2 separate regions of the Homo sapiens genome follow, and region 2 is linked to region 1. Evidence: chromatin contacts called from ENCODE Hi-C or POLR2A ChIA-PET data. All regions are on one chromosome and are shown on one strand. Each heading gives the region's core, a stretch centred on a gene start or an enhancer-like site at or near the end of the contact. The rest is flanking DNA. Distances are from core to core; before and after follow the strand shown.

What was found. Hi-C counts contacts between places; a loop is a spot of excess contacts on that map. ChIA-PET counts read pairs that join two places held with the same protein, here RNA polymerase II (POLR2A).
Region 2: a map of endothelial cell of umbilical vein shows a loop between it and region 1 (2.2-fold over the local background). The contact joins two enhancer-like sites. A Hi-C loop is called at or near these places in 1 of 168 maps with a recorded cell type or tissue (endothelial cell of umbilical vein). POLR2A ChIA-PET finds 5 or more read pairs at or near these places in 1 of 52 experiments (HEK293).

What each region holds. Positions count from the first base shown.
Region 1 is chr6:158,406,668-158,412,139 of GRCh38, reverse strand. The region is part of intron 1 of TULP4 (TUB like protein 4); the gene reads right to left. Among named protein-coding and RNA genes, the nearest start is that of SNORA116, 86 kb to the right of the region's middle. RefSeq lists an enhancer at 1-239. Within about 2 kb of position 3,919, at least 10 of the 41 ENCODE cell types and tissues checked have a DNase peak (open chromatin) inside an H3K27ac peak, as active enhancers do; they include endothelial cell of umbilical vein, where a contact is called at or near this core.
Region 2 is chr6:158,629,922-158,635,419 of GRCh38, reverse strand. TMEM181 (transmembrane protein 181) reads right to left here. Exons shown (of 17, transcript NM_001376852.1): 16 at 4,031-4,097; 17 at 1-3,610. The coding sequence ends at 3,532. Among named protein-coding and RNA genes, the nearest start is that of DYNLT1, 12 kb to the left of the region's middle. RefSeq lists a silencer at 3,036-3,197 and enhancers at 3,876-4,375, 4,376-4,877. Within about 2 kb of position 3,584, at least 29 of the 41 ENCODE cell types and tissues checked have a DNase peak (open chromatin) inside an H3K27ac peak, as active enhancers do; they include endothelial cell of umbilical vein, where a contact is called at or near this core.

The DNA of each region.
Region 1 (5,472 bases), core at 2,670-5,169:
ACACACCTGTTGTTCTCAGGTAAGTTCCAGCTGGGAAGTCAGAACCTCCAGACATGCAGCTAGATACTGACATATATCAATAAAATAAGAGCTATTACTAACCAGGCAAGAGTACTCTTGCTATGAATAAAAGAAGATTTGAACCCTTGTCTACTCCCAGCATTTTGTGCCTAATAGCTAATTATAATAGTTGTGAACATGTGGCACTGGTGTTAATGGTTTCCAAATTCTAATTTATATCTGAAAATAAAAAGGACTGATAGTTAAAGACTTCCACAGTGCCCAGGACCCTCCTCACACCCTCTGTCCAAAGTACAATTTCTGCTTTCAGACCAACACATAAACCCCGGGACTTCTCAAAGCGATGCCATGGACACACCTGATTTTAGGTCTTTAAACTTGTGTCTAGGGCACCAGAGGGCTAGGAGGAACCCCCAGGAATCACCTGATTTAGTGTGCCTTGAGCAGCCTTGGTTGGCCACACTTGGTGTTATCTGCACTTGTTGTAAAATGTATAATAAAATCAAATTTTTCAAGAGAAATTATTACCCACTTAAAGTGTGAAGAATATCATAGCTCTTTTTTAAAACTGCAAAAATCAGAGGCAGCTGTGAGGTTGCAATCTTTTGAGACCTGGTGATCACTAGAAAAACTGAATCCAGTTGATGGCTCACCTTGCATGGATGTGGACACTGAGAACTCCCAGGTGGCCCCATCTAGCGGAATCCTCTCTGTTGAGACCCTCTTCCTTGCTCTAGTCATAGCTCTGTGGATGCAGTGCTTACAGAACTATCAGCTTGTGAACACCACCCACCCCCCACAGGTCTGTGCTGCTTGAGGAAAAGGACAGAGGCATGTTCACCTTTGAATACTGACACACAGCAATTATGAATATATTGTGCAAACAATAATATATCATTAGAAGTTGTAATCCTTGTTAACTTATATCTTTGAACTATATAGAAGGTATTGGAAACTATTTCAAGTAGTTTACTTTTTTTTTTTTTTTTTTTCACTTTTACCTAAGTTGGCCTCGACCGCATAGCCTCGCCTCCTTGTACGCCAGGACAACCGGCTGGAGCCACCGCAGCTCCCTCAAGTAGTTTACTTTCAATTCCCAAAGGCATTTGAACAACAGCATATACTGCCTGCCTGCCTATGATAAACCAGACATTGTTAGGTGCCAAGGACCGCGATTAGGACATCTTGTCTCCCTGGAGTTCAGTTTCCTAAACAGACATTAATACAGTCCTTTGTACACAGACAAAGGAGGGGGCTCAACTCATGTGGGGAGCAGGGCAACAAACCCAGATTCATTTTTTTAGCTTAGTTTAAAAAATCCTGTATTAGAATTACTGATTTTTTTTTAAGTTAGACCAACATCAACAAAAGTCCTTAAATGACATTGAACATGTCATAAAATTTAGGATTTCCAAATGGTAAATAAAAGCCCACTTCACAGACATCTTTCAGATCTGCCAATGATTTGACCCAAGCACTAGAATCCACAAATGTGCATGTGGCTACAATTTGGTCCCTAACACATTAGTTATTTAAGCCCATAGTCACTCATGTACTTCAGAATGGCCACTGTGGAATAGAACATGACAAATTAAGAACACGATGTTCATGACTGATCAGTTTTTAAATTATTTCCTTATTTAAATGTAATACCAATGAATACTCATCCACTATGACTCTCTCTGTAAAATAATACTTGATGACAAGATGTCATACTCCAGAGGAGAGAGGCTAGCCACATTTACATTTTTGCCTTTAATATCCATCAAAAACAAACCTCTCCATGAAAAAGGCTGCACAGTCACAGCATGACACAAACACAAAAGAGTGGAGGCAAAACATATTTTTAAATGATTTCTAATGTGAAATTGAAGATTTTTTGGTCTTATGACAACACAGTTGCCATTGTTGGATAAACGAAATGTTCACAGACTCAATTTCATCTTTTAGAAATTCTTAATCAGTGGCCAGGTGCGGTGGCTCACGCCTGTAATCCCAGCACTTTGGGAGGCAGAGGAGGGCAGATGACGAGGTCAGGAGATTGAGATCATCCTGGCTAACACGGTGAAACCCCGTCTCTACTAAAAATACAAAAACTAGCTGGGCGTGGTGGCGGGCACCTGTAGTCCCAGCTACTCGGGAGGCTGAGGCAGGAGAATGGCATCAACCCGGGAGGCGGAGCTTGCAGTGAGCCGAGATCATGCCACTGCACTCCAGCCTGGGCGACAGAGCAAGACTCCACCTCTAAAAAAAAAAAAGATTCTTAATCAGTTGAGATGCAGCAGTACATGGAAACATAGTCCCATTTACATACTTTGCTAAGAGTTCCAACTAGTATAAACGAAAAGGTGAGTAACACCCTTAAATTAGAGACAGAAATCTTTCCAGTGATTTTTGGTTTAAAAATAAAGCCAAACTGCTAATGCTGTTATTCTCATTTCCTCCCCTGTCTATAATTCACAGCTGCAGCCTTATCTCCCAGTAGCTTACTTCCTGTTCTCTAAATCCTTCCAGCCTATTTGGCAATGTTAGGACACACCAGAATGTTGAGGAATTACCAGCTGGGGGCCAGCTGGGTTCTCAGTTGCCCGAATTTTGTGCTATGGGGCCATGGATCTGCGCAGTTATCCAGGTATAGAGCTTCCCTTCCCTTTTCAAGGAGAATGTGACTCTCGTTGACTCTCAGCACCAAAGAACTTCTGTCTTGGGGTATTAGCTAAAGTGTATGTTCTTTGACTAAGAAGTCAGAGGAAAGGGTTAGTTTTGACCTAGGCCTTTGATGGTTCAAAAAGATACCAACCTATTACCCTCTCCAATATAAGACATGTTCTCTCATTTTAGAGTGTTACTATTATCAGTGAAGTTATTAAAGGCAGGAAAATCTACACAAAAAAACATAGGGCAGAACTGCAGAAAGCCTACATTTGGGCCATAATCTAAGGCCCTAAGTCAGTCACATCACTTCTTACACCTAGAACTACTTTTAGGGAAGGCAAAACAAGCATCACTTTGCCCATCCCAAGGACGTTCATCTTCTGAGTCAGGAGCCCTCCAAAGGGTGTTGATAGATTTACACAAGAAGCCATCTCAGGGAACAACCAATGTCATCACTATTCAGAAGGATTTCTCTCAACCTAAAACAAATGTAATTTGAATGAACACTAAATACACACAGCTCAAGGAAGAAATCCCTGTGATTATCACCACTCTGTTCTTCTTATTCTGCAATTTATTAAGTGAACCAGCAACAACTACAATTGTGCAAGAAAAACAAAGTGATTGCCAATTTAATTGTAGACACATGTGGTCATTTTAACGAACCAAAAGCACCCTGAAAAGGAGGCTGGAAGAAATTCAACTAGAACAATGGTTCTGCAGACTGCTGCCCCCAGAGATGTCACCGGGAGGTCAGTGGTGAGGAAGGCGGGCTCTGGAGTCTGGCTGCCTGGCTCTGACTCCGGGCCTCGTCATTCACTCACCAGCTGCACAGCTGTGGCCACCAGGACCCTCTTGCTGCCCCTTTCCTCGTCTGCTTGACGCAAGCCATGGTAGCACACCCCTCACGGAGTTGTGAGGAGTATCTTAAGAAAGGACCTCAGACCGGGGCCAGGCACACCGCAAACATTCAGCAAATGAGAGCTCTGTGTTATTAATTCACAAACTCAAAACTCCAGAAGATAAAGACTGCTTCAGCACAGTATTTACATATACAGTTTCCTCTTTAATAAAAGATAAATGTTTTGAAAGGTAATCTCCCTTTCCAGACCTGTCTCCCACCACTTGCACCCCTTACCCAACTCTGTAACTTAAAAAGCAACATCACCACATGCTTCGTGCCACCCTTGGCCAGGAACACCCTTCTGCCCCTTGCCGCCTGGTGAGTAAAGCCTTCCCTGAAGTTCCAAGCACTCCCGCTTGCTCTGCGTGCAGCACCTTCTGCACAGTCCCGGCCCATACGGTACACTGCGCTCCGTCACACAAATGTTCCACACCAGACTGAGAACTTTGTAGCTTTTGTTCTATTAAACTATTCTTGAAAGATGATTAACCGTTATCTGTTCCCTCTCTCTCTCTCAAGAGTAAGATGTTAAAACTGATTCAAATGATAAGGGGTTGGATAACAGCTTTATTGGGACAAAATTCACATATGTAATTCACCCATTGTCAGTGTACAATGCAATGGTTATTAGTATATTCACAGAGTTGTACAACCTTTACAATATGTTTTAGAACATCTACCTCAACCCTCAAAGCCCTGTACTTTTTAGCTACCACCAACCAACCCCACAATATTTCCCTCCAGCCCTAAGCAACCAATTCTCTGTTGTTACAGATTTGCCTACTCTGGACATTTCATATAAAAGGAATCATACGATATGTTCTCTTTTGTGACCGGCTTCCTTCTCTTAGCATGTTTTCAGGGTTTATCCATGTTGTACCATGTATCAGTGTTTACCTTTTAAATATAGCCCAGTAACATTCCATTGTATTGAGAGACCACATTTTGTTGATCTGTTCATCAACTTTTAGCTATTATGAATACTGCTATGAACTTTTGTGTGCAAGTTTTTTTTTTGTATAAACATGTTTCATTTTTCTTGGGTCTATACCTAGGAGTGGAGTTGCTGGGTCAAATGATAATTCTATGTTCAACTTTTTGAGGAACTACAGGACTGGTTTCCAAAATGATGCACCAACTTACATCCCCACTAGCAATGGCTGAGGTTCCCAGTTTCTCCAAATTCTAATACTTGCTATTGCCTGTCTTCTAAAAAATGACAGCCACCCTGGTGAGTGTGCAGCAGTTTGATTTGTGTTTCCCTGATGGTTAATGATGCGGAGCATCTTCTCATGTGCTTGGTGGCCATTTGTGTGTTTTTTGAGAAATGTCTATTCAGATTCTTTGCCCATTTTTAGTTGGGTAGTCTTTACTATTACTGAGTTTCTCTTAAGCCCTCTGAAACACTAACTACATGTGAAGAAAACTTTAGATTTTACTTTCAGATAGCCAAATTTATTTCTGTCATTTGAATGTTCACAAATCCAGTTCTCATTCAAACACAATTCAGTTAATCTCAGTTGGTTGGCAAGAATCTGTGAATGAAATGGCCTAGAGATAATACAGGAACTCAGAAAACAGATCTGTGGTCAAAGCCCTGGAATCTGGGGACCGCCGTGCCTCTAACCAGTTCTGAACCTGCATGTGCTGGGGGGTGACCTTCTAGTCCCAGCTTCCTTAGGACATGTACCAGGAAACACAGTTACACATTCCTTCCTGTATTTTCCAAACTTTTTTGTCAGAAAATAATATATCTTCTTATTGGATAGAGTTTATATTATTAGCCAGGCCTGAATTAGGAAAAAGTGAACTCCACACCAAATCTGATATGAATGCGAAACTACCATTCCATGCTTCTCATCTATTAAGTGGCAGCAAGATTCTTCCATTAA
Region 2 (5,498 bases), core at 2,335-4,834, 220 kb before region 1:
AAATTTATTAACATTTCCCAGAAAGGTAGTGTCAGAATTAAGCCATTCGCAAAAGACGAATTTGCCATAAACAAACATTCACTTTTGCCTGATGACAGCAACACTGTGATGGGGTGGCACTGTGCCCCACGGACAGGTCCACAACTGAACACATGGCTCTATCTCTCCTTTTGGGCTTAAAGTTTAGTGTTATTTTATTTTACAAATATTTACAGTCATTTTGTAAAAAGGCAGTTTTTAGTAGCAGAAAATTCTTCTGTTTTATAGTATGGTATCACAGTTACTAGCGTATCTCCAATGTCAAACCAAGATAAACAGCATCACAAGATGTCACAGACTAATACAACTTCCCTTTGGCCAGGGGAAAAGATCTGTATCTTTTTTTTTTTTTCTTCAAAAGTCTAACCTCTAAGGCAACCGGTTTCTAAAACCCTCAAAATACACAAATACACTTTCATGTTTTAAGTCTCATCTTCACTAAATGTTCAGACACATCCGTTTTAATTATCCCTTTTATGAGGGTCTGTGTTTTTCCTGTGATAAAGGATTCAGGAAATAATTTACCACATTATAATCTATTTAACATAACTACCCTCAGTAAATAGTTCATAAAATACTTGAGGCTGGTGACATTTGTCTTGTAACCTGCTCATTTAGTGGGTTGGGTTTACAAAATGTATCTAAGCTTTTATTGCAATCTGCAATTATGTACATTAACAACCTTACAAACCTTGAACATAGTATATATATCCCCTTCTCTAGCCTTTCAAATGGGGCTTAAGAGAGAGAAAATGGCACCACTTCACTGCTATAATGATTTAATAATAAATCAAGCAGACTTATCATCCACATGGATAACGAAGCTCTCCCTAGGGAAACTGAAATACCTCTGGTCATCTTCCAGGTTCTCCTAGACTGGACCAGTATTTAAAAAATCCCAAAGATGATGTTACTCAAGCCATTACCATGAAGGAACTAAAGTCAGCCCTTTAAGTTCGCAAAACTTTAACATAACTACCCTCAGTAAATAATTTATTTTTTCTTCAACAATTTTCTTGCTACTGTCAAAAGTTTCTGGCAGACTTTAGTGTTTTAACCTGATACCTATGGTACATATTCTACATGCCAAGTGCTAGAGAGTTTAAGCAAAATTTTACATGGGGTATGTAATATGTCGGTATTTATGATATACCAGGGAAGACAAGTTGAAAATACATGACTTAGTAAGAACGATTTTCCCCTTAAGTACTTTCTAACTTTTTTTCTTATTTCCCACTTAGTTACAAAAAGTAAATAAATAATCCTATATTTTTCATTTCATTGATGCATGAAGACTCAATGTATGAAGATAATAGTCATCAGTTTATAATTACACTATAGGACAAAGTTTTAAAAAGTTCTAGTGTGTGTATGGCTAAATGCCTCAAATATTTTACATTTACTGATAAATAACAGCATTCCAAAATCATGGACAATTATGATTAAAAGTTGTAAACCATATCACAGAATATGTTAATCAGCACATCTTCATCAGTTTACATAAAGTTATAGTAGTCTTATTAGAAGTTGTAAAATTTGGTAACAGAAAATTTTTTTCAATACACAGAATAAAAAAAACATCATTGCAAATTTAAAAATCATGTAAACTTGAATTACCCTTGCAGTAAGTTGTCTTAAACATTCATATTTACAAGGTTTTTAAAACAAATGTGAATAGAATCCATATTAAAAGTACATTATCATTAAAGTTTAAATTAAAAGGAAAGATACAAAGGAAAGTCATAACAAATAGTTTCTCATGAACATCTCTAAGGTCCTACCTAGCACTACTTAACGTGGATGATAACGTGAAGCTCTGCATGGTAATCTGAGAGTCAATGCATAGATGAAGAAAAAAAGTAGGTACTGCTTGCGTTGCGGAACTATCATCTTCTGGACCTCAATTGCCAAGACGGCATCAGTCAGGTTGCCCACAGTTACCAGATGTTAACAGAAGTGTGACTGTAGAGGTCAAGAGGAAAGCACGGGAGACGTCCACATGAGACTCTATATGGAGTCCCTGACTGAAAGGAACGGGGAAGCTCCAGGGCCTTCTATGATGCCACAGATTCAGCAGTGCCAAGGACTTTACAGAACAGGTCGTCCCTACCTGACCGCCATGTGGACACATGGAGGACAGGGAACCCCTTCCGGAAGCACGAGTTGCCTTCTACCCAAATACGTTTTCCATGAACCATTTAAAACATTTTACTTGCTTTTCATTTTGCTTCCAAATATGAGTTTTAAAAACTTTTGGCCAATAAATAATCTAAAATATTCTATCAATCTTTCATGTAGCTTTATTTATTTATGACACGGGTTCTCGCTCTGACACCCAGGCTGGAGTGCAGTGGTGCAATCATGGCTCACTGCAGCCTTGACCTCCAGGGCTCAAGCAATCCTCCCACCTCAGCCTCCTGAGTAGCTGGGACTATGGGCATGCCCCAGCATGCCCAGCCAACTTTCTAAATGTTTTATAGAGACGGGGTCTCCCTGTGTTGCCCAGGCTGGTCTCAAACTCCTGGGCTCAAGTGATCCTCCCACCTTGGCCTCCCAAAGTGTTGAGATTACAGATGTGAGCCACTGCACCTGGCCCCTCATTTAGCTTTTACTTACATAAATAAATAAAGCTCTATGGCATTTCATATTCAACAGAATTGCAGAAACTGCTATTTACTGGAATGGTAAGGGTTCCTCTCCTGCCCATACCTCCCACAGGCAAATCCATTTAATCATGTGTGTACACACAGGCCCCTGAAAAGCACCATGGCAGTAAGACCTTCCCCACATGAGTTGGTAACCTGTAAATTATCTTAGCCTTTCCTTATTCAACTTATCAAACCCTCCTCAGAACTCCACACTATTACTTCCCCTTTGGTGACGTGAAGGGTTGGAACCCCAGCATCTCCCATTCCCGATGAGTCATAACTCACACACTGCACAAAACGCAGTCCACATAACTGACCAATCACTTCAGCCACCTGGTTACCCAGGGCACTGGCCACTCAACGAGGAAGGACTGCCCTGAAGCAGCCACAGATAAGGCTTCCCTTTGAGTTTAAAGGGTCACAAAACAGTACCATGGAAAAGGGAAGAAAGAGGGTGATGCTGTCACGCTGAGGACCTAGTCACAGGCTGCCCGTGAACTTGGAATCAGTGAATGATTACAGGAAAAAAAAGTACATAATTCACTGTACTAAAAACGTGAAATTTCCTCATCACTGAAAACACGCTCATCTGAAATCTCTGTAAAAAAGGATTTGGCTGTTGAAACTTGTTATCAATGCCTCTTCTCGTAGCCACCATGACAATAAATTTGGCTAAACATTTAAATTTACCCTCAGTTTTGGTTTTCCTTTAAAAAAATATGTAAACAAATGAACAGGAAATCTCTGCTTGTAAGAAAAATCTGAATATAACAGGGGAAGGTCAGCAGACGGTCACCGGGGAAAGCATCCAGGCATCTTGTCGCCTCGCTGGGCTGGCCGGGGCTCAGTCACTATCTGACTCCTCCTTGTACTTGGCCCGGATGGCCTGGCCGTTCTGCAGCGGCATTTCCTCATAGTCACTCCTGTGAGCAAAGAGACCTTTGAGACCGTCTAACTTCTGACAGCTCTTTATTTTCCTCTTCCACACTGACACACCATTCCAGCAGGAATTAAATCATAGCTTCGCTCTTTCAATTTTCTATCACCAACTGCTACTGCTCACCCCGTCCTCCTCTCCCTGACCCCCAGTTCCCAGGGCCCATCAGTCCAGAAAGCACAGTTCTTCCCGTGGCCAGCACGCCCTACAGGTAGCCAGCAGAAAGGACTACTACCACATCTAAGCCTGAATACTGTGAAAACAGAAAACCACGAGCCACTTGACACTCCAAGGTAAATGCCTTCATACCTTGAAAATAATTTTAGAAGAGTAACCCATTCAGAAACATGCAAGGCCGTGCCGGGATGCCCAAGGTGTGCCGGCCTTCTAACGGACAGGGACTTACCCATAAATCACATCATCATCCGAGTCATTCAGCATGGAGAAGGCAGGATTGTCTTTCAGCTGGGACTCTGAAAACCAACAAGAGCATTTGCATCTCAAGCAATTGACGTGATGAGCCTGGACAGGCAGGATGCTGTCCCGGACAAAGGAAGGGAGTTGGAAAGAACTGGACTCAAATCGCAGAGCTGCCATGTCTGTATAAACCTGAACACATCTCGTGAGGCTGTTTTCTCATCTACAAGACAGGGCTGGCCTGGCCTGCCTGGCAGGGACGTCCTGAAGGCTGAGGGAGGCGGCCTGTGGGAAGGAGCAGGCAGGCTGCCATTGCCCACGCACGAGCTGCCTCCTGTTGACACAAGGAGTGGGGAGCTGAACATAGGCCCCAGGAGAGGTGGCTCTGCCCTGCCTGCCCCCGCCCAGTCCTTGGACGTGCAGCGAGCTGCTGCTTCTGTAAAACGGGCATGATTATATGTTTATCATAAAGTTGCTGTGAAGCTTAAGTGAGACGCCGTTTGTGAAGGTGCTGGGCAAGTGCTAGCCCACTATAAGATGTCGGGGGGTGCGGGGGGCTGCCTATGTTCTAGAGAGTTCCCATCCTTTTCATTCCCTGTGCAAGAGGGTTGTTTTGGTTTCACTATTAGGTGACTTTTTGTATGTTTTGGCTTTTTTTTTTTTTAATGGTAACAACACTACTACAGATGCTCCTTGACTTACGATGGGGTTATGTCCTGATAAACCCATCGTCAGGTTGAAAATATCGTGAAGTCAAAAACGCATCAACTACAGCTAAGGCACCGAACATTGCAGCTTAGCCTATTCTGCCTTAAGTGTTACTACATTAGCCTATAGTTGGGCAAAATCATCTAATGCAAAGCCTATTTTATTTAATTTTTTTTTAAGAGACAGGGTCTCATTCTGTCACCGAGGTTGGAGTGTAGTGGTGTCATAGCTCACTGCAGCCTCTCCTCTTGGGCTCAAGCGACCGTCCCTCCTCAGCCAACCGAGTAGCTAGGACTACAGGCACATGTCACCACACCTGTCTAATTTTTAAATTTTTGGAGAGATGGGGTCCCTATTTTGTTCCCCAGGCTGGTTTCAAACTCCCAGCCTCAAACAATCCTCCCGCCTTGGCCTCCAGAAGTGCTGGGATCAAAGGATCAAAGCCTGTTTTGTAATAAATGGTGACTCTCTCATGAATTTGCTGAATGCTGTACTGAAAGTGAAAAACAGAATGGTTGTTTGGGTATTCAAAGTGTGATTTCTCCTGAATGTGCATTGCTTTTGCATCATTGTAAAGTCAAAAAATCCCAAACTGAACAGCAAAAGCTGGGGACTGACACTAATAAAATGAGTGTGTCAACTCTGTGGGAATGACACAACGCAGGTTCTACATATGCTGGGCCCCAACTCACCTCAGAGCTCGACATTTCAACTCACTCTCTCTCTGCCAAGAGAAGTCACTGGGAATC